Regions from separate parts of the Homo sapiens genome. Here regions 2, 3 and 4 are each linked to region 1. A link is a loop called in an ENCODE intact Hi-C map of the cell type or tissue named here. Cell type or tissue: IMR-90. All regions are shown on one strand. Each heading gives the region's core, and the rest is flanking DNA. Links, peaks and the distances in the headings are about the cores only.

Region 1 (7,811 bases), core at 1,220-6,219:
GACTGCTTTGCCTAAATTCTATAGTGCTTCAAGCCAGGCATATCAAGAAACCAATTGTATACTTCCCTTCTCTCGCCAAAAACTCTTTTGCTACTTCCACCTCATAAATGGTAATCCCAAGGGTAAATTAGAGTTTTGTGGGGTCTGGAGCATGTAAAATATAAAGCTCTTTTTAAGAGTTTTTTTTTTTTTCCTAATTGTTGCCTACTGTACCATGTTAATTGCAGAATAACTGTAGGAATGGTATTGATGATAGATTCATTCCACTACTCCAGGGAGCTGTGCTTTTCTAGTATTTTCTCCTACCTGGTAAACCTAAGGGCCACATCCCTCCAAAGATGTGTCCTGTGTGAGTGGACAGTCAGGCATGGCTGCAGGTAGATTGTACCAGCTGATGGTAGCCATGGCCTCACCCTTACTGCCTGCTTTTCCAACTTAAGAGTGTTTATCATGGAAGCTTCTGTGTCCTGAATTAGGCTTATACCTTAGACTTAGATGTTGGACTGGCTGTTTCTAGCCTCAGGACATTTTCCATCCAATAGTAATACCTGGCTTCTTGCCAGGTGGCCCAGGTATCCTCAAAGGCACATGAGAGATCTCTGTTACTCCCCTTTCTACCACCTTCAGGGTCTAGCTCCATAAGGCACATTGGAACTCCGTGGTAGCCCCAATGCCCTGTTACCCACTCATCTGACGTCCCATTGAAAATGTGTTCTAGATAAAACAGCAATCTCCTGGGAATCTTATCCTGTTACATATTTTTTTTCTGAAAATAATTATCTCCAATTTTATGATATAACACATAGTCATTTAAGCATTATCAAAAGCCTAGGAATTTAAGGCCAGCCAGGGCAACATAGTGACATCTCCATTTCTAAACACCACCCCCCCAACACACAAACTTCCACCTTCTGGTTCTTCCATGAACATTTCCCACTGCCATTTTTTATTTTATTTTATTTGTAGTCAAGAGAGAGAAGGAGACTGAAAAAATAGCATTCATTTTATTGGAAAAGAAACAGCAAATACCCCAAACTGGTTATTAGTTTCTTATAAGTCTATGTCATTCTTTCAATGAATAACAGTTTTATGTTTTTCTCAGCTTAAGGTATAAATTTCTCTGTAGTCTTTTTTTTTTTTTCCTCAAACTCTTTCTTTCCTTTCCTTTTTTTTTTTTTTTTTTTGAGACCAAGTTTCGCTCTTGTTGTCCAGGCTGGAGTGCAGTGGCACAATCTTGGCTCACTGCAACCTCTGCCTCCCATGTTCAAGTGATTCTCCTGCCTCAGCCTCCCGACTAGCTGGGATTACAGATGCGCACCACCATGCCTGGCTAATTTTTGTATTTTTAGTAGAGATGGGGTTTCACCATGTTGGCCAGGCTGGTCTTGAACTCCTGACCTCAGCCTCCCACCCGCTTCAGCCTCCCAAAGTGCTGGGATTACAGGCCTGGCCCTCAAACTCTTAATATTGATGCTTGTATTATGGTTGTTTCTCAAATTTGCTTTAAGAATTGGTCATTTCTGGATAAAGAAAATGTGGCACATATACATATCAAATACTATGTAGCCATAAAAAAGAATGTGTTTATGTCCTTGCAGGACATGGATGAAGCTGGAAGCCATCATTCTCAGCAAACTAACGTAGGAACAGAAAACCAAATACCGCCTGTTCTCACCCATAAGTGGGAGTAGAACAATGAAAACACATGGGAGGGGAACATCACACACCGGGGCCTCTTAGTGGGTGGAGGGCAAGGGGAGGGAGAGCATTAGGACAAATACCTAATCCATGCAGGGCTTAAAACCTAGATGACGGTTTGATAGGTGGAGCAAACCACCATGGCACATGTATACCTATGTAACCCGCACGTTCTGCACACGTATCCCAGAACTTAAAGTAAAATAAAATTAAAAGAAAAAAAGAATTGGTCATTTATTCCTGGATCCCCTTCTCAAGACTCAGAGCATTAGCATAATAAAGGTTTTGAAGGGGAGGAGGTCAGGAGAAAAGATAAAATATTTAAATTACAAGTAATACAGCTATTAGTTTTGAAGTCATAGACTGTAGAAAATAAGATGATATATACATATAATTGATATTGCTCACTGAACCAATTTACTAAAATTAACAACAGTGAAAATTACCAGCCTTTGAAAGATATGCTGCATCAAGACTTTCTATACTCATTAGTTGAAATGATCTCCCTGTAGTCTCTGGAGTTGTAACACACCAATTGATAAACAGGCACTCTTAATACTTGAAGCATGAGCATCCCTGATGATTACAGACAACCACTGTCTCCAGTTTTGCCTGTGGGATATTCCAGTAAAGGTCAAGTCCATAAAATGGAAACATGGTTGGTATGAAAATAAGCTTCTGAAAATAATTTCTGTCATACTGAAAAAAATAACAAACCATCAATTCCAAGCTTTAGAACTTTCTAATTTTTTTGGCAACTGCAACTTTAGCTCTTCTTTATGTAACACTTTCTGCCCTTAACATTCTATTAGTTTTGTGCCTTCAAGTAAACACAATTCACCCACCCTGTCCTATAATTACCTAATGCTGAATAATCAGGTTTGTATACACTTTGGGATTTCATGATTTTTTCTAACACACCTAGAACACAAAATGGACAGATCCATTATGATTATCAGCATTTTCTTTTTTAGTTATCTAATAGTTTCGATCATTTTCTAACATCCTCAGAAAGTCATTTTTACTGTCTTTCCCTGTGTCATGAAGACACTTAAAACCAAGGATACATTGGACTTCACCTTTTTTGTTGTCATTACTGGGCATGACAGGCTTCTGCTGAGTTCTCTTAAGTTGAGCTACTCTTTGATTTGTGAGCAAAGGTTTAAAAGGCTAAAAAGGGGGAAATTGGTTCAATATTTCAAGCACAATGAAACATTTCTTTTGTCACTTTATTTCCCTGCTGTATTAATTTGTGGTTACTCACCTTCTCCTCGGATCCCCAAGGGAACCCCAAATCTGACTCTCTATGATCTGACATATGAACCCAAACATTTCTCCCAATAAATTACATCTCCTGTGTAATAAAACAAAATTGGCTGCTTTGGGGTATAGCAGAATATTTCAGGCACCATTTGGCCACAGTTTGGTTCGTTGCTCATATACATTCTGATGATGGGGATCTCTGTGGCCTAGGTTGGTCTGGGAAGAGGAATGTTGAGTTCACTCACTGGACCAAACAATGCAGGAATGTTTTTTCCCTGTCCATTCACTTAAACAATGTGCCATTCTGTACCTTATAAGCACTTAATTTATTCCAACTCTTTGGCCTGACCTGTAATCCCCTTCTCCTTACCCATCTGACCCATCTGTGTTTCATTTCCCACTCATCAGCATCCAAAGAGCTAGGCCCAGGGCCTGTTTGGAACCATTAGACAGAGATTGGCACTCTTCCCTCTTCCTGCGCCACATCCTCCACTGGAAAAAAAATGACCATCAGATCAGAGAACAGAGCCTGCTTTGTCCCCTGCAACAGGGATCTGGAAGCATTTTCAATCATTTGCACTCTATACCCACTCAAACGCATTAATGTGATCAACATTAGGCCTGTTGTGGGCATTTTTTCCAGCAAATAGCTTGCTAACATTCCAGGCATGTACTTCCCTGAAAACAAGACTGAGACAGGGCCCTGAATATTCAATTGGAAAATCACCAAGAGCAAAAGCTTAGCTTGGCACGGCTGGTGTTGATTCTTAATAAGTGACTTCCTAAAGCTGAGGCATGGGGCTTACAGCGTCAATGACTTGTTTGAAAAATATTTTGTAGGTGCCTCATACCACTCTGTTTCCTGTGGTATGCGTCATATTGTGAGCTATTCCAAGCTGGCCTGGTTAAGCACGCTAAGTTTTTCCCCCCAAGATTGTGGTGTTTAACTAAAAATGTCTTTATACAAGATGAGCTCATAGCTATTAGTGCTGATGTAGTTTTAACTGCTTGGATACCAACTGCAGTCGCTTGAAAATGTACTGCAGAAGGGTAAACGCAAGCAAAAACATATCTCACCCCGTCTAAAATGGCGGGATGCAGTCCCAGCGGCAGCGTTTCTTCAGGGGAGAAAGCTCCAGATTTAAGTACAATGCATACCTTTCACTTTCATTAAAAAGACTTACTGTTCTTAGTACATTACTAAAGTCAAGGTGCTGAAGACATCTGGTACACTGGAATAAAATTAACCCTTTTTATGGCTTCGGGTGTTTTGTAAAACTTGCCAAGGAGCAAAGCTAAGGTAATTGGAGAAAACAAGTGTATCTTTTCAATCAAATTTCCAAAAGGGAAACAAAAAGAGATCCAACGACCTAAAATTCTATCTCTGAGATTAAAGTACATACAAGTAGGATTTGCATAAGGTTCAAATAATAAGATATCGAATATAAAATGTCTTGACAGTTATTTAGAAATCAAAAGATGGGTAAGGGAATTAATACTGTTGTGTCCTCTGTATACCTCACATAGCTTTCGGCCTTTCTACCTTCTACATTGTTCTTCACAGCACTTATGGTGTAGAGATTATTATTTTCCTTTTGCAAACAAGGCCAGAGAATCCCAGAGGGATTCAGTAAGCTCCCCAAGGCCACACAGTTGATTAAGTATAGAAGCAGGATTCGAAATTAGGTCAGTGTGAATAGCAAGCTTGTGTTCTATCCCCTACCTTGCTACTTACAGATAAAAATATTCTCATCTCTATTATGGCTGTAATTGTCTACTTGTTCAAAGGCTGTGTGTTGGCCATGGTGTACTGGGCTAGAACAGGAGATGAATATAAATCTGTGTCATATTCCTTCCTGTCTCCCTCTAGTGAATAGGTTACAGACAGTATCTAGTTTGGGGCCCATACCCAGTAGGTGCCCAGTGGCTATTAAGTGATTAGACATTGTACATGCCATCTCTGAATGATTTGTGTTTCTACAATAGGGCCTTTTATAACAGAGAAGAGAGGGATTGATACTCTGGACACTGCTGGGGCTGTGTTTGCCTCTCGGGGCAAATAATTTTTCTTGGTGCCAGGAGCAGCTCTGACGTGGCTGCTCTGCCCTTATGTGGCCTGGGCCTTTGAGATCCAGAGCAAGAGCCTGGCCTGGTCTGGGATAAGGCAAGAATGCATCAAGGTGGAGCCAGAGAAGCCAGAAGAGGCGACTGTGAATGTCTGTCTATCTCCACGAACGTGTCACTGAGGAGACAGGAGAATGTCTATAGGAAGTGAGCAAGACAATTTCTGAGACAATGAGTTATTGGACAAATGCACTGAATAGCATTATAAAGGGAAGTAGGGACCTCAATTCCCCTCCATATTTAGGAAGGCACATAATGAGGCCCTACCCATGAAGTGGAAAAAGGGGCTTTTGTGTTGGCTATTCTCTGTGAGTAAGTAAGTGTTTTGGCTGTCTGGCTTAGGGGATACAGAATTATGCATCAGGACTATATATTGTGAGTTGATCCCTTATGCGCTGATACGTAGTGCATTATCTAAAGGAAATAACTTGCTTCTTGATTGAGGTTTGCAAACTGGGCATGTTTTCTTTTCACAGTATTAAAGAAATATAAAATTTTTACAAAAATTCCGTGACTTTCACACCTTACAATTTAGTGAGTTAGCAAAAACATCAGTTCAAAATGTTGAACTAAATGACAACTAGGAGATTGGTTTCTGTTCTCAAGTTATAAGTAGTTCCTATTTTCTACCTGAAGCATTAGAAAAAAGCTTACTTCAAGTGAGTAAAAAATACTCATATTGTGAAGCAATTTGGACTTCAGAAGTTTTATCACCACTGGATTGAGACATTGGGGATAAGCCATACAAATATGTTGCTAAACTAATAAAATCTTGAAGATTTAGAAATATATAGATTTCTTTAATTCTTATGTTTTAAAGTTTATGTTTGGAACTATTTAATAAAAAAGCAACATTAGGAAAAAATTTTTTTCTAATGAAAGCAGATAAAGTGGGAGCTGGTCAGAAATCTGTTCAATTCAGGCCTTTTGCAACCTCATCAAAAGTCAAATTATTTTACAATGAATAGTTTTGAATTATTATATTTCTTGCAAGGTGATTTTCTCTCTCTTGTTAGGAAGAGTGACTTCCATTCTTAACAAAGTAACGGGAAAAGAAGAGGTAAGAAAACGTCAACAGGCTAAAATTGTATGATCTATAATGGTGTTTCAGCGTAAATTTGGAAACATTGGCTAGGAGCAGCTGAAGTCCAAAACTCATGATGATCACGTTGATTTGAGTTTTCCCTAAGCCTGTTCCATAACAGGCTTTCATGTTTACCGTAGACATAAATTCACTGTGGTTCTTAAGTAAGGGCTATGTTTGAAAGAAGTGACTAGAATGCCAGGATTTTCTCTCAAGATTACCCCTTCAAGGAAAGCTCCGTGCAACTTTCCTTCCCAGGGCTGCGCACACAAAATTTCAGGAAACAGCAGGTCTTAATTAGGCCTCCAGTTTATAGTTTCACCTGAAAAAATACATTTAAAAAAATCATATATATTCGGCTGTCTAGATTTTTCACGTCAATAAATTCTTGCTAATTAATCACATTAACGGTGCTCCTTAAAAGTTGAAACAGAATCAGAAAACAAACCAAATTCCCCATAAATATCCAACATAAAGACCTATTCACTGATGCATTTTCAGTTTCTAAGAATTTTACAAGTGTTTTTTTCTCCCTAACAGGACACACACATACACACACACACACACACACACAAAATATCACTATCTGTAGCTCTCATTCTCTGAAGAGGAAAACAATTCTGGTGGCAAATTTTAATACTTCAGAATGATGTCACTGTGTGAGTACTTTCCTGCTTAGTGCCCATGCGCATAACTGTTTTAAGGGATTAGAGCCTAGAAACCCTGAGCAGCAACATGTCATGTCATCTCAGATCCTCCCAACTCCCCACAAAAGGGAAAAACTAACAATGTGGGAGTGAAGAAAAGAAGGTAAACTGGGAAGGCAGGAGCTAAAGGGACGAATGGACTTCCTCCTGTTTGTGTACCATTGCATTCTTCAAAAGAGCCATCATTCTTGATATAAATTCACTGCACTAATATTCTATTAGAAGCTTTGGTCTGCTGTGGCACCTGCTGTATAAAAGCAGGATTACTTAAATCCTCTTCAGAAACATAAATAAATAGATTTAAAATCTCACTTCCCTCTGTGGTATGTTTCCTGAGAATAGTGCTACTGCTGTTCATTAAGAAAATAACGTTTCAAACTCGTAACCTTAGCTTCCCAAATTTCTTGGGTGTGTGTTTATCAAAATGTACTTGAGTGTGTTTGCTGCAATTTGAAATCTTATTTGTTACTACTCTGTGAGTAGCAGCTAGCCATTTCTTCAACAGGATTTCTGAATGGGATGGATCTTTTAGGAGAGAAAAGATCAGTTACTAATTTTGATAAGTAATTAACTTTAAGTCAGTGAAATGAGAGAATTCCATTTTCAGATGAATAGACTTTAATTTCTATTACAACTTTCATGTATTATTATCTATGTCTATTTTTAGGGGAAAACGTCTATAAGAATTTTTGCTATAATCCATTCCCACAACCACAAGTAGTTGATCACAGCGGAATTATGGCATTTTATAAGATCTCTATTCAGAGATTTTTAGGAGTACAGATTTGAGCTGGCTTCATGCTGTATGGACAAAGAGAAAATTAACCATATATTAATTATAAATACTTCCCTTTGGATTTTTTTATGAAGCTTGGTTTTTCTTTGGTGGGAAGTTTTTTATTTATTATTTCTTCCTCCTCCCCTCCTAGCATTTT
Region 2 (7,811 bases), core at 1,056-6,055, 150 kb after region 1:
CTTTTCATTTTCAATCACATTGGGACAAATTTTTATCTTTATCTCATTTCTGCTTTCTCCTGTATGTATAAGTGCTGATATTTTACTGCTCTCTACAAAGAGTAAAGTCTATTATGGTCTTACAACTTAAATTTGATTCCAAGACAAAGGTTAATTGGTAAAGATTATTTCCCAAGCGTTAATATTGTACATGAATCAGAAGGTCAGATGGCATTTCTGGATCTGACAGCTCTTATCATAATGAAGGTTTGAAAGAAATGTCATCTTGCGTACTAATTAATGGTTTTAGCCCTAGTGAGAGATCTTTTATTTAACGCCAGTAAGTTAATCGCAGTTGATGTCTGTGAACTGTCAACTCTCAAGCTATGCATCTATTTGAGGTCATTGCTGACAAAACCCCTATTTTACAGGCAAGATCACTGAATATACATCACTTGCCAATGTATCATAGACATTTGAAAACTTATAGAATTCAGCAAATATTGTTCATTTTATTTACTCATTTTTTAATAGTAATTACAAACTATGAATGGAAAAAGCTATAATTTAATCATTGGACTACATACATTCAATTTTTAAAAAAGACTCTGCTAAATAGAAAAGTGTTTGAAGTATTTATTTTTCCCTAAGTAAAAAAGTAATTTTGTGAGACAGTCACAATTATAATCCTGATTTCTAAAATTTATTAATTTGAGATCTTCATTAGAAGAATTGAGACATTTTTTCTTCTGAAAACAAGACACATACACAAATATATATATATATATGAAAAACTTCCAATATTTAAGAAGTATTTCCTCTGAACATTCTTAGTTACAAATGCTATTTTAAATTTTTTCTGAAGTGAGTTTATTTAGACGAGATTGAGCGCATTCAGGGTGGTATGGCTGTAGACTGAAATAAGTTTATTTAGAAATCTAGATCATTTTATACTCCAGGCTTCATGTATATGATATTTCTTATATTTCTTATGAAAAATAAAATCTTTTTTTACAAAAATCAAACTCAAAGTCTCTGAAAATTAAACATATGAAAAGATAGAAAGATAATTTCAATATTGTTTTTGGGATGAGTTTAAGATGCATAAAATGAGCCAAGGATATTATAATTGGGATATCACACAGTCTGGAGATCTAATAAAACTGCAGACCCCCAGCCTCCATTTCCTTTTAGGACAATGTTATCTGATCTCCTACGACTAGCTATTAGTCTGGCTTGTCAGCTCTCTCCATTGGACTGAGAAAAAACCATCCTTTACCTCACTTCTCATTTTTAAATATGTGGGGTTGGGGGTGGATTAGGAAAAGCACAGAATATGCCAAATGAAATGGTGTGTTTTAGCAAAAGAGTTTTATAATTTTATCTTTCCTCTTCAACTAGGGAATAACCCTAATTATAACGGAGGTTCTGACAGTAATCAAGACAGATCAGATAGTATCTAGGGAAACTAGGTAGTTAGATACTAAAGTCAGCAGATTTACTTAAAAGACCAGAGACTTTGGAATATACCAAGAAGTTAACAGCTATATGCTTATGAACTAAAGTCCTCTAATGTTGAGATGACCTCTTACGTGGTAATTGATAAATGAAAATGCATACTTTAAGGAAAAATCAATTATACAATAACTTGTTTTCCTGCTATTAATTCTAAGAGTTCCAGTTTCCAGGTTTGAGGCAAACCTGTGTCATGCTAAAGACATAGTTTAGCTCTTAATCATCTTATGTTTGCTTTCATTGACTTTCCCAAAGGCACCAGGCTGAGCATAGGCATCATTTATGGGATAACAGACAAAGAGATTTTGGCGACCATGAAATCGATCTCTTTTCTTTGTTTTTCAGGTAAGAAAAATAAGTGAGCTATTGAGGTCACACGGTTATTTAAGACCTGGTTCATACCAAAGCCAGAGGTGAAGTCCCAAACGCCCAGTGTGATCTTTTGATTAACATGCATACAGTAAAGTAATTGCTACAAAAGTATCATAAAGGCAAGCAGGGCATTATTTATATAGGAGGAATTGACATCTACTCTATTTCAACAATATTAATTGCTATTAACTCAATATTTTTTCAGTTTTAGGTGTAAGAATTCAGTCACTGTTTCTGTTATTAAATCATGGACTGTAACCTCTTACTTGATTACTTGAATAAATTGAAGACTTGGGAGGTGGAATCACTTGCTCAAGGGCATGCAGTTAGTTGCCAAGCAAACACCAGGTAACTGAGTCCTAGTCTGTGACTTTTTCCCACACCATCATGCTTTGTTCAGAGCCTTCCTCTTAGACCTGAGAAGTGATGAAATTTGGAGTCATGCAGGAGAGGAAGGTTGGAGGTGGGTGCTGTCAGGCAGGGAAACTAAACATCTTTCCTTACTCTACTAGCTCCCAGGACCTCAGAAGTTTGAGAGAGGACACAGTTATGGAAGCCCTTCCAGAGCTAAGGGCTTACAACTACTTACAAGGCATTATTTAGGACACTGCCTGGTGCTAGGATGTTTTGCCAAAAGGCCATGTTGTCACACTGCATGAAGCCCAAAGACTGTGTCCCTTGTGCTTGCTGAATTTTAGGATATGAGACAGCCTGCATAAGGGAAATAAAACAAGATGAGTTTTCATCAAAGATAAAAATGTAAGGATTTGTTTATTCAAATATCTTCTGAGCAGGAATCTATAAACTCATTTCTCTTGTTTTAAAGCAAAAACTACACTGGAATGTCTTTTAACACAGTGCCAGAATTTGACATGAAATGGAAGAATGAATACAATAACTGCAGTAGAGTATGAGACAAGTCACACAAGCATGCCACCATGACTCCTCAACAATGCTGCTTTTGCAGAGGAGGGAGGGTTAAGGATGTGGTTGCTGTACACATTGGTGAACACAAATGAATTGACTCACAAGAAGTCCATGTTTCTGGATCAAAAGATTTCAGCCCTCCAAGAGCTGAAATAATAATAATACATCACAGGCCACATCCATCTATTATAGTTTTAAGGATAGTTTGTGGACATGAAGTATTATGAACCATAAGGGTTTGCAGTATTCTGTCTCAAGTTAATGCTATAGTACATCTTAACACCATTGACATTGGCATGCACTGTTCCTGCCTGAGGCATTAGTTGTCTAATTTGATCAAATTCAGACCCTATAATTTGAACTCAAGCCAAACCACAATCAAATCATAAAATTTCCAAAGCTGCCACCATCTTGGAAATGTCAAATGTTGGGTGAGGGGAGCAGGAAATGACTATACAGGGAATAAACAGAGCCTATGGTAATGAATTTTACATCTGGTCCTTATACGATGCCATCATTCCATTAGCTGTAATTTAAATATCTTGATTAACATTTCATTACCATAGGTGACTGCTGTAGAATAAATTGGATCTCCATGCACCATGCATATCAAAATATTCTAAACTCCTTTGAGTTTTAAGGTGCTAAATATAGTACTCTCTGGCCACTTAGAAAGTCTCTGAAGTCTGTTCGGTATTAAGCATAAAAAATAAACCTGAGAAAAAGGGATGTTTTTGTGTGCTCAGATATTACGGCCCGCTAAAAGCATGGACTGTTTTGGCAGTCACTGTCAGACCTCCCGGTGTCTGAGGAATTGTATGCTCCTTTCTAAATCCTTTCGGAAATTGCCAGTTTGATAGAATAACATTGCAGGAAACCACTCAAATTGAACATATTTGTTGTTTTATGTTCTGCCAGGCAAATGTCAGAACAATGCCAGGAGACCACAGTGGGTCAGAATTGGAGGGAGCAGGAGGGGAGGTGAAGGAAGGGAACCAGGAGCAAAAGAGACAATGAGAATAGAATCAGAAGTTATTTTAATGGGGAATTTTAAAAGCATAAAACAAACTGTTGCTTTTGAGAATCAAAAGCAAAATAGATTGTGTCTTCTAACTTGTCTTATATAGTCAACGGCATGACGTCCAATCTGTGAATTTTTGTTGCAAAATTTGATTATTGTGGTCAACAATTTTCTGGTAAATCCCTGCTCACTGGTCAATGATGCTGCCAAAAATGAAGGCTAAATAGATGACTCAGTTGTAGAACTCGCTCATGGAAGCTTATTCTTATGCTTTTATTCCACTTACACAAATCTACTTTACTACAAAGACATTCTTTTTTTTCACTTTTTGCATTCTTCAGTTACACAGCATGCCATATAAATCATTTTAATTAATTAGGAACAACAATTTGCCATAATCATTTATTCAATCTCATGTTTGAAGTCCTAGTGAAATAATTTTTTCTAGGTCTGACAGTATAATAGAACTTACTGGTAGTAATTCCAAAAAATAATCCTGCAGGAATTTATCTTTCCAGAAAGACCAGCATGGGAAAAGCTGTTGGAATGAGTGTGTTAGCTTTGACTCTTTTTTTTTTTTTTTTTTTTTTTTTTTTTTAAGTGGCTGACTCATAAATTAGGAACTTGATTCTCTCTTCCGGGCTTTGGATGGCTTCCTAATGAGCAGAAGGGCTGCTTTATTTATTTATTTACTAACCTTTGTGGATTCAAACCCTTGATAGCACTTAACACTTTAGTTACTGTGGTTATGTTAAATTAATATTGCAAGCACACAGTGCTGGCTTGATTAGCAGGAAAATCTTTTTGCCTTATCTCCACTCAAGTATTGAACCCAGCACCAAATACATGCTCACTATTTTTTGCTAGATTATCTTGCATTTTAGCACATGGAACAAATTTGATATTGATTAAAATTGAATGTTATTAATCTACTTTATTTTCCACATCAGTTTAAAAAGAAACTGAAAAAACCATGGCTTCCAAATGCACGTGTTTTGAGAGCAGCCAAATAGTGAAAACCATATCGTATTTTCAAATATACAACACCACACTCAGTAACTTTTAATTTTTTAATTTAATTTAATTTTTTAGAGACAGGATCTCACTCTGTTGCCCAGGCTAGAATTCAGTGGCTCGATGATAGCTTATAGCTTTATACCCCTGGGATCAAGTGATCCTCCTTCCTCAACCTCCTGTGTAGCTAGGACTACAGGCACATGCCCTCATGCCTGGCTAATTTTTTTTTTTTTTTTTTTGTAGAGATGGGAGTCTTACCATGATGCCAATGCTGGTCTCAAACTCCTGGCCTCAAGCCATCCTCCAGGAATTTTTTTAAAATCAGAATTTGAATTAATTTATTCTTTGTACAATATGAATGTTTACTCTTAGATACATACTTATCTAGTGTCTCTAAAATTGAGGATTTTCTTTTGATATGCATGGCAGAATATTTTGTGTGCTTTAGGATAACTATGGTGGACTTGATGGTAGATATTGGTTTTACTTAGCGGGTACCAATGGAGACGTAAAGGAAGGAAAGTGACTTGTCCAATGTTACAAAAAATTGTACCAATGGAGCTAAAGGACAACTGGAACTTATATTGCCAAAGCATTGTTAAATGAACACACACTTGTGATCTCATATTTTCTGCACTAATATATCTGCTTTGCCAAAGTAGCAAGAAAATAAGGTAATCATTTGTGGCTTTCACAGGCCTTCAGGCAAATGCAATACAATGAAAATTACACTCAGCGTATATAGTCAGTCCAGTCTTCCTGGTAGTCAACTTAGGTGGTCACATGTGTTGTGTGATTTGAAAGTTACAAAAAAGTTTCCCCTTGCTATGTATATCCTGAACTGCTTTTATTAAGGGTAGAAAGCTTCAACAGAGTGAACTTTTTTTTTTTTTTTTTTTTTTGATACGGAGTCTTGCTGTGTCCCTCAGGCTGGAGTGCAGTGGCATGATCTTAGCTCACTGCAACCTCTGCCTCCCAAGTTCATGCAATTCTCCTGCTTCAGCCTCCCGAGTAACTGGAATTACAGGCATGTACCACCACGCCTGGCTAATTTTTGTATTTTCAGAGACGGGGTTTTGCCACATTGACCACACTGGTCTCAAACTCCTGACCTCAAGCTATCCACCCACCTCTGCCTCCCAAAGTGCTGGGATTACAGGTGTGAGCCATCACAGCTGGCCTTTTGTGCAAATTTTTCTATTGCTCCTCAGGGAACTTCAACTAGGAGTATGCTCTAATTCACCCCTCCTCCAAACTTGCCCTTGATTAATTTTACTTCTCCCCAGCTCTCAGTTTAGATGCTCTTTCCTTAGATCTTCTCTAATGCCCTGTGACTATCAGCAAAGCATGATTTTTACATTTTTAAATGGTTGAAAAGAATCAGAAGGAAAAGATTTTATGATATACGCAAAGTACAGTCATGCATCTCTTAACGATAAGAATATATTCTGAGAAATGCATCATTAGGTGATCTCACCATTGAGCAAACATTGGGGTGTGTACTTACATAAACTTAGATGGGACAGCCTCCTACACACCTAGACTACAAACCTGTACAGTATGTTATTGTACTAAATACTATAGGCAACCATAATATAGTAAGTATTTATGTATCTAAACATAAGAGAGGTCAGTAAAAATACAGCATAAAAGGTAAAAGATAATACACCTATATAGGACACTTACTGGGAATGGAGCTTGCAGAACTGGAAGGTGCTCTGGGTGAGTCAGTGAGTGGTGAGCGAATGTGAAGGCCTAGGACATTACTGTACACTATGATAGACTTTATACACACTGTATACAGAAACTACACTAAATTTATACAAAAGTATTTTTCTTTCTTCAATAATAATTGACCTTAGCTTACTATAACTATTTTATTTTATAAACTTTTTAATCTTAACTTATTGATTCTTTTGTAATAACACTTAGCTTAAAATGCAAACACATTGCACTGCTGAACAAGAATAGTTTTATTCTTTATATCCCTTTTCTATAAGCGTTTTTCTATTTTTAACTTTTTAAGGCTTTTGTTAAAAACTATGACACAAACACATACATTAGCCTAGGCCTGCCCAGGGTCAGGATCATCACTGTGACTGCCTTCCACTTCTACATCTTGCTCCACTAAAGGCCTTCAGAGACGATAATACGCATGGAGCTGTCATCTCCTATGATAACTATGCCTTCCTCTGGAATACCTTCTCCTGAACGACCTGCTTGGGACTGTTTACAGTTAACTTTTAAAATAAGTAGAAGGAATAGACTATAAAATAAATTTTAAAAGTATGGTAAACACTGGGTGATAAGAATTTTTGAACTTCGTTATAATCTTATGAGATCGCTGTTGTATAATACAGTCCCTTCTTGACCCAAACATTGTTATTCGGTGGGAAACTGTATAGGAAATTCAAAGCTCAGTGTCCATAAAGTTTTATTGGAACATGCCAATTGTTTAAACATTGTCTATGAGTGCTTTCAAAATATGAAGGTAGAGTTGAGTAGTTGTCATAGTCTATGTGGCACCAAAGCCTACGATATTTACTATCCAGCCTTTTATGGAAAGAAAGTCTAGTTTGCTGACCCCTCTCCTAGACTTTTTGATCAAGTAAATGGAGACCTTTAAGTGTCCATACCACCTTGTGATGGCTAAATGTGTGTCTTCTCTAATGGAGTTAGAGCTTCATGGTGCAAGCCTATCTTTTGCAGCCTATCTTTTCCAGCACCTACAAGAAAATGCCAGGGTGTAGAGTAAGCCTTCAATAATGAAATATCAAATGTATTAACCCTTTCAAAAGATGTCTTATTTTATAACTGATTTTTAAAATAGTAATATTATAGTGATATATTACTTTCTCTATAGGTTTTTTGTTTGTTTGTTTTTACTTTAAGTTCTGGGATACTTGTGCAGAACATGCAGGTTTGTTACATAGGTATATGTGTGCCACGATGGTTTGTTGGACCTATCAACTTGTCACCT
Region 3 (7,811 bases), core at 1,662-6,661, 200 kb after region 1:
ACAACTGTCATTGGAAATCTTAGGGGAAAATGGGGTTGTGTAGAAGACTGTATGTTAATTATCATCACGCACTTTTATTCCTTCAAGTAATTGTTCTAGTTATACTTTATGGAATATTCAGCTAGAAGAGGTAGTCAACACAGAACATGGAATTACAGAGCTAAGGCTGGGAGCGGTGGCTCATGCTTGTAATCCCAGCACTTTAGGAAGCTGAGGCAGGTGGATCACGAGGTCAGGAGTTCAAGCCCAACCTGGCCAACATGGTGAAGCCCCATACGTACTAAAGATTAAAAAAAAAAAAATTAGCCGGGTGTGGTGGCACACACCTGTAATCTCAGCTGCTCGGGAGACTGAGGGAGGAGAATCGCTTGAGCCTAGGAGGCAGAAGTTGCAGTGAGCCGAGATAGCTCCATTGCACTCCAGCCTGGGCGACAGGTGAGACTCCGTCTCAAAAAAAAAAAAAAAAAAGAATTACAGAACTGAAGGGATCTGAGAAAGTGCTGGTCTAGTCGCAGACTGAGATCTCATAAATCCAAGAAAGAAATATGATTCTTTCAGTTCTTTCTCAAGACCTAGAGAAAAACGAACATCAAACTCCTCTAATAAACTAGTTTCTTGATAACCTTTTAGATGTGATGCATTTGGGTCCTTTTTGTTTTTTATTTGCCAATATCTGCCTCTGAACTGTGATAAATGAGAATATTAGAAAATCACTACAACTACAAACGTCAATGTTTTGAAGTCAGACAGATTTCAGTTTAAATAACAATTCTAGCACTTCCTAGCTTTTATCTTTAGCAAGTTTTTAAATACCTGAACCTCAAACTCCTCAACTAGACATAAGAATTGCTGTGAGAATTACAAGCAAGGCACCTGGCACCAACTTGGCCACAGAGCTGGCCCTCAGTAAACAGTAGCTACAGTGATGATTCACATGGCGTTCTTCCTTGCCCCCATGTTTACTTCAACTACCTCCCTTTCAAGGCTTTTCGTGTCCTCTGTTCCAATAATGGAAATGTGGTTTGACCATGCAGAAATCGGATTGAGGCAAATTATCCAACAAGGAGCTATAACAATAATCAGGGAAACTGGAGAGTGAGCGAGAAAAATATTAAACATCTTAGTTCATCAGAATAAGAAAAATAAGAGGATTGCTGGGAACCTCAGATTATGGTATTGAAACTATATCCACACTTAGTCCTTGACTTTCGAGACTGACTCTGCCATCGAACATTTGCATGGTTCTTAGAAACGATAAAAAATATCAATTTTGAATTTTCAGGGGAGGAAAACAATATTGCGTCTTTAAATGGGTTTGCCTTTTTTAGAATTTATCACTATGATTGGAATTCACTTTTTAGTTTTGTATTTCAATGTCATATGTTACAAGAAACACCTTTGTTAAGTGAATAAATTCCCTTTCAAATTTGAGATAATTTGTCTTCCAGACTTTATTAATTATACTAGGTTGATTGTTTATTTCATTTTTTGAGACAGGGTCTTGCTTTATCACCCAGGCTGGAGTGCAGTGGTGCAATCACGACTCACTATACCCTTGACCTCTCTGGCTCAAGCAATCCCCCTACCTCAGCCTCCCAAGTAGCTGGGACTACAGGCTTGTGCCACCATGCCCAGCTAATTATGTGTGTGTGTGCGTGCAAACGCATGCACACACACAAGCATGCACATGCATGCACAAAGATAGAGCCTCGCTATGTTGCCCAGGCTGGTCTTGAACTTCTGGGCTCAAGCAATCCTCCCTCTTTGGCCTTCCAAAGTGCTGGGATTATATATGTGAGCCACCACACCCAGTTAATTGGTTGATAAAACTAGGATAATAATACCTATCCCAAGCCATTATTGTTGTAAGGTTTAAATTAAATATTTAAGTGTATATAAAACCTGGCAGGTACTATCGTGCTTAATAAATGTTCATTTACTTCCATCGTCATATAATGTTACTCAACATAAGTAAGTTTTTTTACTTACTACAAATGTTTTGAAGAAAAAGGTAAAGAAATAATATTTCTTTAAATTGATAGTGCAAATTGTAGGTTTCTTTATCTTGCAAACTTTCTTTTAATTTAGAGCTACCGTTAACCTAAAGAAAATCTCTTAAGAGAGACACGGGGCTAAAATTTAGTGCTTTGCAAGTACAATATGCTTCAGTATTTGGGATTTGCTTTCTCAAGAAGTTCTGAGTACAAGTAACAAAATGTTTGGAAGCCTATTAACGTTCGGTTTGGATTCTGCAAAAAGAAGTAGGTTTCAAAACTACCAAAATATTCTAAATTACATCTATTTGGGGGCAAGAAAAAAAAATCTAGTTAAGTCTAGATTTTATTCTAAGAGGAAACTATTTTTTGCCCTTTAACGTAAGTCTCATAGGGATCAAAATGAAAGTCAATTTAGAGGAAATCTATTTGGAAACAAGCTGAATCCCACGCCCTGGGAGCAGGCAGTGCAGTCTCCACCAGCCCCGCCCCCAGGGACTGAGTGACCACAGTGTTTTAACCCTTCGTGGGCATTGTTCTGGAAACAGGAAAAGGACCCATCTTATTCCAAAAGGCAAGTTTCATATTTTAAATGAATTCAGGATAAGAAAAATAAGAGGGTTGCCTGTTGTTTTTGCATAGAAACTATATTTCTATGCAAACACTTCCAGCAGAACTTTTATTTTGGGTTTTAAATAAGAGGGAAGCATTGTTGGAGAGACACAGTGAAATTACTGTGGAGAATGTATAATGGCTTTGAGGCTGATTGGGAGAAAATGTGTCCAGTTCCTGGATCAGAAAAGATAATGGTCACCAAAAGTAGTTCCCAATATCTCATATAAGCAAAATGTATCTCAATTCAGGTACTGTAGGTCGAGGGGGAACAATGGGTAAATGTGAATGTCATGTCTTTAAAATTCATCTTGACTTCTGGATTTATGCATTTGAAAGAGCATTAGTGGGGTTAAGTACATTATAAGGCTAGGGGATTGGGACTGAATCTTTTCTAATTCTGCAGAAAATACAATTCCCAGAATATTTAAACATAAAAGTTAATGAGTTAACCATGAGAATAATAGCATAGAATTTTCCCTTTAATTTTTTATTACAATTTAACAAATTTTTTATTCGAAGCAAATAATTTTTAATAAATGAGTACATCTGAAAAATAAAGCAGTCAAGCATTGCTTTTTAGCGTGAATACATACCTATTCTAAAAACTGCCCTATGTTTGTTAAAATTGCAAAATAAATATTTTACAACCTGAAGATTATACATAAGAAAAGACTGAATAACATGATGGGGTCATGACTATGCTAAAATGTTGGCTGAAAATAGTAAGAAAGAAAATTCTACATATGGTTAAGGTCTCAACAATCTCTTTTTAAAAGATGTTGGAAGAAGCCTGGAAGAAAATCCACTAAAGTGTTCTTAATGGTTGCCTTCAAATGGTGGTGTCATGGTTGAATTTTTTCAGCTTTATGTTTCTATTTCCATATTTCATATAATCTGCATGCTTTATTTTTACAATCCTTAGGGGGAGTAAAACAAACTTTCCATGAAATTATAACATAGAAGTATTCATATTTCTATTTCATTAGAGATGATATTCACACACCAAAAATTTGCCAGCTTTCTCTCCTTTTCTTTTTACTTGCTAATTTACTCTAATCTTACCAGGATTTTTTTTTTTTTTACTTCTTCTTAATCTCAATGAGAATTTTACTTTGAAAGAAGGAGCTCTAACTTTTTTTTTCCTACTCTAAAACAGTGTTTGTACTTTTTTCTGGACTCCAAGTTGGATGCCTTCACCAAAGTGGTTTCAAAGACTGGAACAAAAAAGCCTCCATCGAGGCCCTGGCTAGCACAGTCCCTGTTACTTTAAGAGTAGCATTCCACCTCCCCCTCACACCCACATACTTGTCCTCTCTTTGCACAGCAAGTGCCAAGCAGTGACATCTACTATAGTTTCTAGGACACGATGGTCTCTGCTCTACAGGGAAAAAGAGCGAGCGGGACAGAAAGAAGGCGGGTGGTGAGGGAGAAGGAGCACAAGCCCAGCTATGTTCCCAGAGGAGGAGTCACTTCCTCGCAATAATCCTGAGATGCTGTTTATGGCTGTTCTGCTGATATGAAGCCTGGAGCCGCAGGATGCAGCCTCCCCCTGGCTGTCCATTAATCACGAGGGGCTGTTACAGAGTGTACAGAGTGGGAGTTCTGCCTACAAGTGGCCTCTAACTGTCTCCAGCTCAATGAAATGAACCTGTGTGAAAACTTGTTTTATGAGAGATTGGTTTATTTGTAACTAAACTACTTCCTCTGTTATTTGATAAGATCAAATATTTGCTACTGATAATCTGAGAGTGTCACATTTATTATCCTGTTTCAGCCGTTGCCTAACTCCTTTGGAACTGACTCCGTTAACTCTTTGAGGGACAGCAGTAGGTTTTAGAGGACCGGTTTCTATTTTCTTTCAGCAAAGCCAATGCTATCTTTCAGACACTGAGTCAGCATTATTTTAGAACAGCTATGACATGTGAATCAAAAAGAAGCCTTTCTCTTCCAAAACAGAAAGCAGACAACCATAGTAACAGGAGGCTCTGATAAATTCCCTGGAGGTTCTGAAGCCACCATGAAAAGGAAGGAAAGGTATTCTGACTTACTAATATAAAAATGGTTTTGCACGTGCTAGGATTTCTGAAATCACACATTTTCAATATGTTCAGGATGACTTTCTATAGTTTGTTAGACCCTCAAATATCTATGTGGGGCATGATCTCTAAATCCGGCAGCATTCTGCATCTTGACACTTGGCCTTTTGGAGTCTGAGCTCATTTGCATTTGGCAGGACTTGATTTCCTGCTTTGACAGAACGGCGGTAAGGTGGTGGTGAAAGCCTTTACAGTGCTCCCTCGAAGGGCTCAAAGGACTTTCTGGATATATAAAATTATGTTTCCAAGAATTAAATGGACCAGAATGAGGCAGATTTTGTTTGAAACCAGGCTCTGTTACATGCAACACATCTGAAAAACTTACTTACACTGAAGCATCTCTCTTGACAGACTCATACTGGGACTGTTTTTCAGTTCTCTCACTCTCCAATCAGCTACACAGAGCTCTCAGTGAATGTAGAAGAGGCTAAGGAAATAACCACTTACGTGTGGCAAAATGTTCCAGCCTTGCAGAGATTTTCCCAAAATCATTAGACCCACCAAAATGCTTTCCACTGGCCAGGTCCACACCTTCCTCGTCAGATTTTCCATACTCCTCCAGCCTCCAAGTACTGTCCATTTGTATTTCCTAAGAGAGCCAGTCATTTATAGCTGAAAATGTAACCAAGTTTACTCTCATAAACCAGAGATCTCCTTGACTGTTAACCAGAAAAGAAAAATACTGCTTCTCCTAACTCATTTCAAGACGATCAGAATATGAAGATCCATACATACCTACTTTCCCCAAAAAAGGAGGTGAATTTGGGGCAGCTACATTTTAAGGGCATATAGAGATGAAAATATAGAGAGGAGGAGAGCCAGGCAAATCAGCTGCTCCATCATGGTGAGCCGGGAAGAGGTTAAGGGTTAATTGCATGTATCCCACCTCTGGTCTCTTTTAGACCCTGTTCTCAGCAGGTGGCTTTCCTGCCTCACTGCCCCAACTGCTTATCAGTGGAACAAAGACTGGCCCTGAGTAATGGCCTGAATTGTCATCTGCAGTAGATTTAGATTCAGAAATAGTCAACTAATCATTTGAATAGATTTTGCTTTTTAGTTCTCTCATTCTTCATTTTTGTTTTTCATTTTTTAAAATTATAGAAAAAAATACATAAAATGGGATCTATACCCTTAACAAATTTTTAAGTGTGCAGTACATTATTGTTAACTCTAAGCACAATGTTGTACAGTAAAGCTCTAGAACATTTTTATCCTGCATGACTGAAACTTTATACCCATTGAACAGCAACTCCTTATTTACTCTTCCCCCATTTTCTGGCAACCGTCATGATACCTTTTTCTTTAATGACTTTGACTACTTTAGATACTTCATGTAAGTGGAATCATGCAGTATTTGTCCTGTGACTGGCTAATTTCACATCAAGTAATGTCCTCAAGTTTCATCCATGTTGTAGCATATGACAAGATTTCCCTGTTTTTATGACTGAATAGTATTTCATTTTATGTATATAGCCTGTTTTCTTTATCCATTCATTCACTGATGGACATTTAGATTATTTCCAATTCTTGGATATTGTGAGTAGTTGCAATGAACATAGGATTGCAAGTATCATATATTTGATAAGGAGTTATATTTAAATTATATAAGGAACTCCTACAACTAGTAGCAGTCAAACACATAGCTAAATTAAAAAGTGGGCAAGGCCAGGTGTGGTGGCTCATGCCTGTAATCCCAGCATTTTGGGAGGCCGAGGCAGGTGGATCACCAGAGGATAGGAGTTCGAGACCAGCCTGGCCAACATGGTGAAACCCCCATCTCTACTAAAAATACAAAAATTAGCTGGGCATGGTGACAGGCACCTGTAATCCCATCTACTAAGGAGGCTGAGGCAGGAGAATCACTTGAACCCAGGGGGCGGTGGTTGCAGTGAGCCAAGATCGCACCACTGTAGTCCAGCCTAGGTGACAGAGTGAGACTCCATCTCAGAAAAACAAAAAAGTGGGCAAAGGACTTGAATAGACATGCCTTTAAAGAAGACATACAAATGGCCAACAAGTATATGTAAAGATGCTCATTGTCAGTCATTATCAGGGAAATGCAAATCAGAAACCACAAGGAGCTATCACCCCACACCTATTAAGATTGCCATTAATGGTCGGGCGCCATGGCTCACGCCTGTATTCCCAGCATTTTGGGAGGCCGAGGCGGGTGGATCGTTTGAGCTCAGGAGTTTGAGACCAGCCTGGCCAACATGGTGAAACCCTGTCTCTACTAAAAATACAAAAAAATTAGTTGGGCCTGGTGGCAGATGCCTGTAATCCCAGCTACTCAGGAGGCTGAGGCAGGAGAATTGCTGGAACTCGGGAGGCGGAGGTTGCAGTGAGCCGAGATCGTGCCATTGCACTCCAGCCTGGGGGCAAGAGGAAGACTTTGTCTCAAAAAAAAAAAGAAAGTAGCAAGTGTTGATGAGGATGCAGAGAAATTGAAACTCACAGGCACTGTTGGTGTGATTGTAAAATGATGCACCTACCATGAAGAATAGTATGGAGGTTCTTCAAAAAATTAAAAATAGAACTACTATGTGATCCAGGAATCCCACTTCTGGGTATTTATTCTAAAAAACTGAAATGAGGATCTTGAAGAGATCTGTACTCCCATGTTCTTTGTAGCGTCTTGGGGTTGTTTGTTTGTTTAGGAATTCAGTCCATGAAGACCTTACATGGTGTAAAAGTGAAGTGAAGTGAAGTGACGATGGGATGAAAAAGGAATGGAATTTGATTCAGAGACCTAGGCTTAGTTGAAACTACAACCTTTATGGAAAGTCACATCCTTCTATTATAAGAATTAAATGAGCTAACTCGGATAAGAGTTTTATAACCTGTAGAGCATTATACAAATTTTGTTGTCACTTGAATGAGCAAAACATTAATTCTGCTTATTCCTTCCCTTTCATAAAATTAAAAAACAAAACACTCTAGAATTTGAGTTTTCTTGTTTTATCAATTCTGGATTAACTGAGTAATAACTAACTTTTCATATCTTTTTTTTACCGTTCAGACACAACGGTATTTTACTGTTTTTTTTTAAAGTGTACAACAAAGTATTCATATGTGTTTATATGCATTATATATTAATATATTATCT
Region 4 (7,811 bases), core at 1,148-6,147, 280 kb after region 1:
CCATGGAACCTAATTTAACTGTCTTCTGTTTGAAAGACTACCCAAAGGAAGAGTGAGGAAGGCATTTTTACTCACAGGAAGGAAAATAAAGAAGTTGCTTGAATAGGGCAACACATTTTTGGCTCCCAAATATTTCATTGATCTATTATAGCTTTGCTATCTAGCATGCACAATACCATCAGCTAAATTCAGTGTGAATGGGGGAAGTAGTATTGTGTGTGTTTAAAATTTTAGTGCGCCAGTGCTCCACATCCACTCAATTGAAGTGGAGCCAGTCCTGTCCCAGAAACAGTTCAGCAGTTTGAGAAAGGCCAGATGAAGTTTCATGTGAAATGATGTTCGCAGAGGAAGAAGGATGAAACAGATTGTGGCCTGCAGACATACAGATGGGGGTTATTTTAAAAACATCACCAATGAATTCTGGATGCTTATATATCTGAATTGTACATCAGTTACTTACTTACAGTTAATACTCTCTAAACCATTAAAGAAGGAATGAAAGTAATAAAATTAATTGTTCATTCATTAGCCCAAGAGCTTTTACATTGTACAAAATGGCTATAGAATATCAGCCTGATTGTATCAGCAATGGGTTATGCCTTTGGTACCAGGGAGTGCAATCTTCATACTCCCTAGATAGAGCATGCCTTCCCTAGAATGGCTTCTGGGAACCTAACTTTTCTTCTTTCTTACCTGAGTTGCTCTCCTCTTGAGGGAAGGCATCCATCTCTTCCTGGGGTATTGTTCAGTATCCTGATTCATGCTCTCACCTGGTGCCACATCCCAAAGTAACCTGAATGTTACTGTTTTTGTCATCTTTATTAATTATCATTTAACTTCGATTATGTAGAAAAACATGGCTATAGAGTATTTTCTAACTGGACTAGAATTCTATTTCTGTGCCCTACTACCTATGTGGCTTAGATTGAATCATTTCTCCTTCTCTAGGTCTAAATGGACCTTTTATAGGTGGGCTTTGCTGCTTTTATCCCCAAGGTGCTCTGTTAATGATTGTTTCTTTGCTGTGTGGCAAGAACATTACTACAAATGGAGAAATTAGAAATAAGATGAACATTGTCTCTGAGGGGAAATCATGAGTTAAGGTTTGGATATGCTGAGATTGAATCAATATGAATTTAACCCATTGGTGTTCACTCATGGCTGGTGCTTAAGGAGCTAAAGCTAAATATCCCTGGACTGGTGTGTACATAACCTGAGCTTGTTCAATGCAGAGTGCTTTAAAACCTTCCATGACTCCCTGCTTTCTTCAGGCTGACATCCAAATATGACAAATTTTTTTAATTTATTTTTATTTTTATTTTTCTTAGATGGAGTCTTGCTCTGTCACTAGGCTGGAGTGCAGTGGCACGATCTCGCCTCACTGCAACCTCCGCCTTCTGGGTTCGAGCAATTCTCCTGCCTCAGCCTCCTGAGTAGCTGGGACTATAGGCATGTGCCACCTTGCCCAGCTAATTTTTGTTCCCTTAGATTGTGTTAGTAATGTAAGATTTTAACAACTTTTTAGTGGAGGTATTTCTTTTTATCTGAATCTTCCATCAAGTGCCAAATGCTTTATGGGGAATCTAAAAAAGTCAAACTCATAGAAACAGAGAATAGAAGGGTGGTTACTAGGAGTTGAGGGATTCAGGAAATGGGAAAATGTTGGTCAAAGTGTACAAAATTGCAGTTATAAGATAAATAAGTTTGGGAGACTTAATATACAGCATGGTGACTCTATTTAATAATAATGTACACAAGGCTGGGCGCAGTGGGTCATGTCTGTAATCCCAGCACTTTGGGAGGTGGAAGCAGAAGGATTGCTTGAGCCCAGGTGTTGGAGACATGCCAGGGCAATATAATGAGACCCCATCTCCACAAAAAATCAAAAATATAGCCAGACGTGATGATGCATGCTTGTGGTCCCAGCTACTTGGAAGGCTGAGGCAGGAGGGTCCCTTGAGCCTGGGAAGAGGAGGCTGTAGTGAGCCATGATAACACCACTGCACTCCAGCCTGGGTGACAGACAAAGACCCTGTCTCAAATAAATAAATAAATAAAATTATAATAATGTATACAGAATACTTGAAATTCCTTAAGTGAGTAAATCTTAACCATTCTTACTACACACACACAAAAAGGCAACCCTGTGAGGTGATGGATATGTTAATTAACTTGATTATGGAAATCATTTCACAATGTCTACACATATCAAAACATCACATTGTACGCTTTGAATATATACAATTTTTGACAATTATAATTTAATAAAGCTGGAGGAGAAAAGTCAAGTTCTATTTTATCACAAAGAGGCATTACCTATTATATGGGCAAAAAAAGATGTGAAAACATGCCTTTGTTTAACAGAATGGCCACATTCTGTTAAACAAAACAATATTCTACAGGATATTTATGATCTATGTAGAGTTAGTATTTCTATTCTTTGTAGAACCCTGTTGCAGTTCTACATCTATTTCAATCCTGCCTTTCAATAAAATGCTAAACTATCATATTTGTCTTTTAACCTAATCGTCATACCTTTTAAGAAAGCATCAGCTAACTTTATCTTAAAATCTTGATCTTTGCAGCATTCAAATATTGGTACAGACGACATATGGGTTCTATAATAATCTTATTGTGGTTATCTTTATTATTTAAAACCAAATTACATTTAAATGCATTCTGAAATCTTTGAGTACAGGCTGAGAAATAAAAAATAATCTTGTCTGGGAGAGACCATTGTGATTTCACCCACAAATGATAGAAACCTCAAGTATTTGTTCAGGTCATTTAGGTATGCGTGTGTGTGTGTGTGTGTGTGTGTGTGTGTGTTTCATAATTCCACTTGACATTGCAGAAGTCTTTTCTGTTTTAAAATATTAACTCTACATTTGTCTTGAACTGCCTTATATTTACAACACTCCCATTAATATTTTTGACCTGGTCTAGTATTTCAGATAAATTCTTTACCCTGACACAAATCAATAATGAAGTGCAGTTTAGTTAAGGCTTCTATTAGGCCTGATTTTCTCAGGGATAATATGTGATATAGTAAACATCTTGCTTTTGCTTATGTGGTACTTCTGGGAGCGGAACAGTCTGCCCTCGGGCAAATGAATCCCAAGCCAAGGAGGGATGCACCCTTCATATTCTGTTAATTGATTGAAAGGGCAAATGATCTATAGGGAAAGTTGCATCATTAACTTAATTGAGGGCAAAGCCTAATTAGAGGGGAAATGGAGTAGACAGAGCCAGAGACACAGCAGGCCTTCATCTGTGATGTCAACAAACAGACCTTGTAACTAGAACCAGACAGAGACTGCAGGCCTTCATTTACATCTTCAGTTTCAATGTGAAAACATTCACTGTGTGACTGTATGTGTGAGTGTGTGTGTGTGTGTGTGTTTGGCCAGGGGAAAAGCAAAAGTTTACATACTTAGATAGAAATCAGTTCCTCCCAGGTGGAAATGCCTAGTGGGAATCAATATGTTTTAAACAAGTTAACTGAATTGTATATTTGAGAGGTTAATCTGAAACACATTTGAGCTCTAAAACCGGGCGGAAGTGGGGGAGGTCCTATTCTCACTTATAGAGCGGACGTAGAAGTAAATCAACCAAACATAAAGATTTTTTTTTCCAACTTGAGTATGGACAGATTACAGTGGGGATTTATTTTGAACACGACTATATTACTGTACGAACACATACAAAGTATTTGAACAACATAGGTCAACACCAATTTATCCTACAATAAGTAGCCATTCCGAAATAGGTATAAAATTATACTGCATTACAAAAGATAGGAGATATTGATTCCATTACAATGCATGTTGCAAGTGAAGATACCCAGGTTCCCCTATATTTTGTAAGTGAACTGCTTTCTAGCAACTCCTGGCTCCTTGATTGTCTTCTTAAAATCAGAAGCCACTGTATCATAAACAACAGTAATAAACTTAGATGCTTCTTAAGTGCTTTAAACTTTGGGTTCAAATTTGAGCTGAGACTAAGACAGGTGGTGATGGTCAGAACATGTGCTTTTTATTCTTTCAGAAAATTCCCTGTCCAACTCGCCGATGAGTGCATTTTTCTCTGAGTATAGCAAAACAAACAAAACCTTTCACAAGAAATTCCACTTATGAGAAATAAAGAATGTAAGCAGACATGTTTTGGCTACAGCACTAGTTGTTAAAATACATGGGTATTCTTTCAACTGTAGTCATTCATTGACTTTACAAAAGCTGGGCCCCATTTCTTACTTCTTACGCATACACAGATTTGTATATCTAAATTTTTTAAAGTATAGCAATCTTAATAAATAGAATGAATGGCTACTGAAATATTTCAGCTAAGAGAGAGAAAATCACACGTTAATTAACTAGAATTTTATTTGTTTAAGCATACCAAGTAGGTGCTATATCTGAGAAATAAAATAAGCCCTTTTGTATATAAGAAAAAATTCCAGTGACTTTGGGCAGGAAACTAGTATTAACATTGTATTAATAGGTTGTCTTATTAGAGATCTGGATCAATTCATCATATTTTCAGATTTAGTTAGGAATTTTTTTCTTCTATCATTTATTTCCCTGAATATTTATATCTCTGCTTCTCAAGTTTGATTTATCTGCAAACTCCTGAAGATTTTCTTTTTTCTTTTTTTTTTTTTTTTGAAACAGAGTCTCTCTCTGTCACAAGGTTGGAGCACAGTGGCACAATGTCAGCTCACTGCAACCTCTGCCTCCCAGGTTCAATCGATTCTCCTGCCTCAGCCTCCCGAGTAGCTGGGACTACAGGCATGAGCCACCATGCCCAGCTAATTTTTGTATTTTTAGTAGAGACGGTGCTTCACCATGTTGACCAGGATGGTCTCGAGCTCTTGACCTTGTGATCCACCCGCCTCGGCCTCCCAAAGTGCTGGGATTACAGGCATGAGACACTGCACCCAGCCAAGATTTTCAAGTTGCTAAGTCATATTGTCAAAACCGTATATTTTTCTTGATAACTAATCACAGACAAAGTTTGATCTTAACGGCAATGTGGTCATGAGGAAGAAGTCCAGCTGCAGCCACCAGTCTCAGAAGAAACACGCATGCTCTATCTTCCAGCAAAGTTCTATTTGTAAATGCTAAACTTACAAATTTCATCCAAAAAGTAACAAGGAATCAGTACCCTATAGTTTGATGACTTTCCTCAACCACAGGACTCAGGGCAACTAGGCTCAATTGAACAGTTGAATATTGCATTTTTGGTTAAATACAGAGATAATTTCCTTTCCATCTCAGATTGCATTTACTGAGAGATTGTTGTGAGTTGCAGTAAAACATAACTTTTGGTGTACTAATAACAGCATATCCATTTTTTCAAATCTAAATCCAAGGAGTTATTGGATTATGTTTAGCAGTATTTTCACCATACATCCATACTCCCTTCAGACTTTTTAACATTTTTCTCATCATGTTTTAGAAAGAGAAAAGATAACTCTTTGTTTTTTGTTGTTGATGGTTTTTTTTTTTTTTTTTTTCAGACAGAGTTTCACTCTTGTTACCCAGGCTGGAGTGCAATGGCGTGATCTCGGCTAACTGCAACCTCCACCTCCTAGGTTCAAACTATTCTCCTGCCTCAGCCTCAGCCTCCCGGGTAACTGGGATTACAGGTGCCTGCCACCACGCCTGGCTAAGTTTTGTGTTTTTAGTAGATACAGGTTTCCCCATATTGGCCAGGCTGGTCTTGTCCTGACCTCAGGTGATCCACCCGCCTCAGCCTCCCAAAGTGCTAGGATTACAGGCATGAGCCACCGTGACCGAGAAAAGGTGACTCTTATTGAAATTATAATTCAGACCTCTGCTAGAGTGGTGGTTTTGAATTAACTGACTGGTTCTACATCTATACTGCGTTTGCTTCTGGGGAACATGGCTGAAGGCCTTTGCCACCTAAAGGGCCTTGGAGCAGAATAAAAAGTCCAGGTCTCTTTGTGGCAGATATGCTTATATCTGAACTGATAATAAACACTGCCTGGAACGGGTAAAGGAAGAGAACATGCCACAGGTGTTCCAGTCTTAAGACTCAAAATCCTCCCTGTCATGGGTTCCATAACTATAGAATCCCAACACCATTACCAGCAATGCATAAAGAAATCCATGCCCTAAATTTTTTAAAAAACTCAGATAATAATCTTAGTAATTTGTCCATATAGTGTTAAAATCTGTATAACTAATATTTTGATTTTCTTCTAAATGCTTAATATTAAGTACTTATCATGTTTATCCTCATATTGAGTCCCTATTCTTGGATCTTAGAGGAAAAAATTTGTGATTTTTTATTAGAAAGATCTGAATTTGAGTCCAGGTGTCATCACTTACCAGTCACGTGATCCAGAGTAACACTAAAGCTTTTCTTCATTTTCATATGAAGAACTGGAATAGTAATATTTCCTTTGCAGGATAATTGTAAAACTTAATCTAAAATTAAAAGAGACAGGAGGAGTAGGGGGATTGAGGGATCAACATTTTATTCTGAGCACAAAGTATGTCTCTCTTGAGTCACAAACCTTGCCCCCAGATCACATTAAAATGACTCAAAGGAAGTGGGAAAAAGAATAAACTGATAACAATAAAGGGAAGGTAGGGAGTAGGCGTATTCACTAGCAGACAAGAGACGTCAACAAATTCCGGGTAGATATGAGCAGCTGAAAGCTGCAGAGAAACAAAGGGGAAGAACGCGCATTCCAGAGAATGCCCACAAGGAAGCTTAGTGGGCCATTCTCTTGGTAGTAGCACTATGGGCTCAGAGTTGACAACTAGGAGAGCAGGAGTGAGAAACGAAGCAAAAACAAGGGGCTTAGGTCAACTTTCACCTACAGTCCCCTCCACCCCTCCTGCAGGCAGAAAAACTGACACCACAGCCCAGCATTTACCTCCAGGCTAATCACTGTAGGGCTTTATCTTCAAAGAGTGAGCAAGCTTCCTGTTTAAAGCTAACCATTCAGTATGGACCAGGAGGATAAACTCACCTCCCTCTGCAGTGGAGGGCCAAGCTGCTTTCTGGTCCTCTGCAGGTGAAGTCCGCCACTGGAGCTGATATACCTCCTTTGCATCCCGAGCCGCTTTGGGGAGTGGAGGGAGGTGGAGAGAAATCACTGTGGAAGCTGACTTATTTACAGTACAGCTACCCATATCCATGCTGACCACCTGTGATATAGGAGGCCTTCATTTTTCACTAAGAGCAGTTAATCACGAATCACTAGATCAATGTGGAAAACCGTTAATTATAGCTATGATTTCTTAGTACTTCCTATATAGTAGATTTCATTCAATGTCTTGATTTATTTATTTTTTATTATTTTTTTATTTTTGAAACAATCTCGCTTTGTTGCCCAGGCTGGAGTGCAGTGGTGCGATCTCGGCTCACTGCAACCTCCGCTTCCTGGGTTCAAGCTATTCTCCTGTCTCAGCCTCCCAAGTAGCTAGGACTATAGGCACACGCCACCACACCTGGCTAATTTTGTATTTTTAGTAGAGAGAGGGTTTCACCATGTTGGGCAGGCTGGTCTTGAACCCCTGACCTCAGGTGATCTGCCTGCCTCCCAAAGTGCTGGGATTACAGGTGTGAGCCACCACACCTGGCCAATGTCTTGATATTTTTAATTCATTTAATCCTACTAGGATTAAAGTATGTTAAGCAGGTACTATAATTATCAATGTTTTATAATTGAGGAAACTAAACCACATAGAAGTTGAATTACTTGTCCAAAACTACCTAATTAATAAATGATAGAGCTGAAATTGAAATCCAGAAATCTGAGTCTCAGACTCTACATT

The links. Hi-C counts contacts between places; a loop is a spot of excess contacts. Peaks named below come from ENCODE experiments on the same cell type or tissue, not always from the same donor. Only the 100,000 strongest peaks of a DNase experiment are listed, where the experiment ranks them.
Region 2: a loop joins it to region 1, with 2.8 times the contacts of the local background. A loop is called at or near these places in 4 of 110 quality-filtered maps.
Region 3: a loop joins it to region 1, with 3 times the contacts of the local background. A loop is called at or near these places in 10 of 110 quality-filtered maps.
Region 4: a loop joins it to region 1, with 11 times the contacts of the local background. A loop is called at or near these places in 2 of 110 quality-filtered maps.

The regions. Positions count from the first base shown.
Region 1 is chr13:79,933,032-79,940,842 of GRCh38, forward strand. No RefSeq gene overlaps it. Among named protein-coding and RNA genes, the nearest start is that of LINC00382, 64 kb to the left of the region's middle. RefSeq lists an enhancer at 3,263-4,462. In IMR-90, for the core only: no CTCF peak of the experiment used is centred there; a DNase peak (open chromatin) is centred at 3,880; H3K27ac peaks cover 2,094 bases.
Region 2 is chr13:80,080,104-80,087,914 of GRCh38, forward strand. No RefSeq gene overlaps it. Among named protein-coding and RNA genes, the nearest start is that of LINC01080, 73 kb to the left of the region's middle. In IMR-90, for the core only: no CTCF peak of the experiment used is centred there; DNase peaks (open chromatin) are centred at 2,838 and 3,998; H3K4me3 peaks cover 467 bases; H3K27ac peaks cover 497 bases.
Region 3 is chr13:80,128,945-80,136,755 of GRCh38, forward strand. All of the region lies in intron 2 of LOC105370275 (a long non-coding RNA gene), which reads right to left. Among named protein-coding and RNA genes, the nearest start is that of LINC01080, 120 kb to the left of the region's middle. RefSeq lists an enhancer at 4,102-4,601. In IMR-90, for the core only: no CTCF peak of the experiment used is centred there; a DNase peak (open chromatin) is centred at 4,097; H3K4me3 peaks cover 674 bases; H3K27ac peaks cover 373 bases.
Region 4 is chr13:80,211,452-80,219,262 of GRCh38, forward strand. It overlaps LOC101927238 (a long non-coding RNA gene), which reads right to left and starts at 7,330. Exons shown (of 5, transcript XR_245450.4): 1 at 7,004-7,330; 2 at 6,354-6,452. RefSeq lists an enhancer at 6,811-7,311. In IMR-90, for the core only: no CTCF peak of the experiment used is centred there; DNase peaks (open chromatin) are centred at 3,370 and 4,150.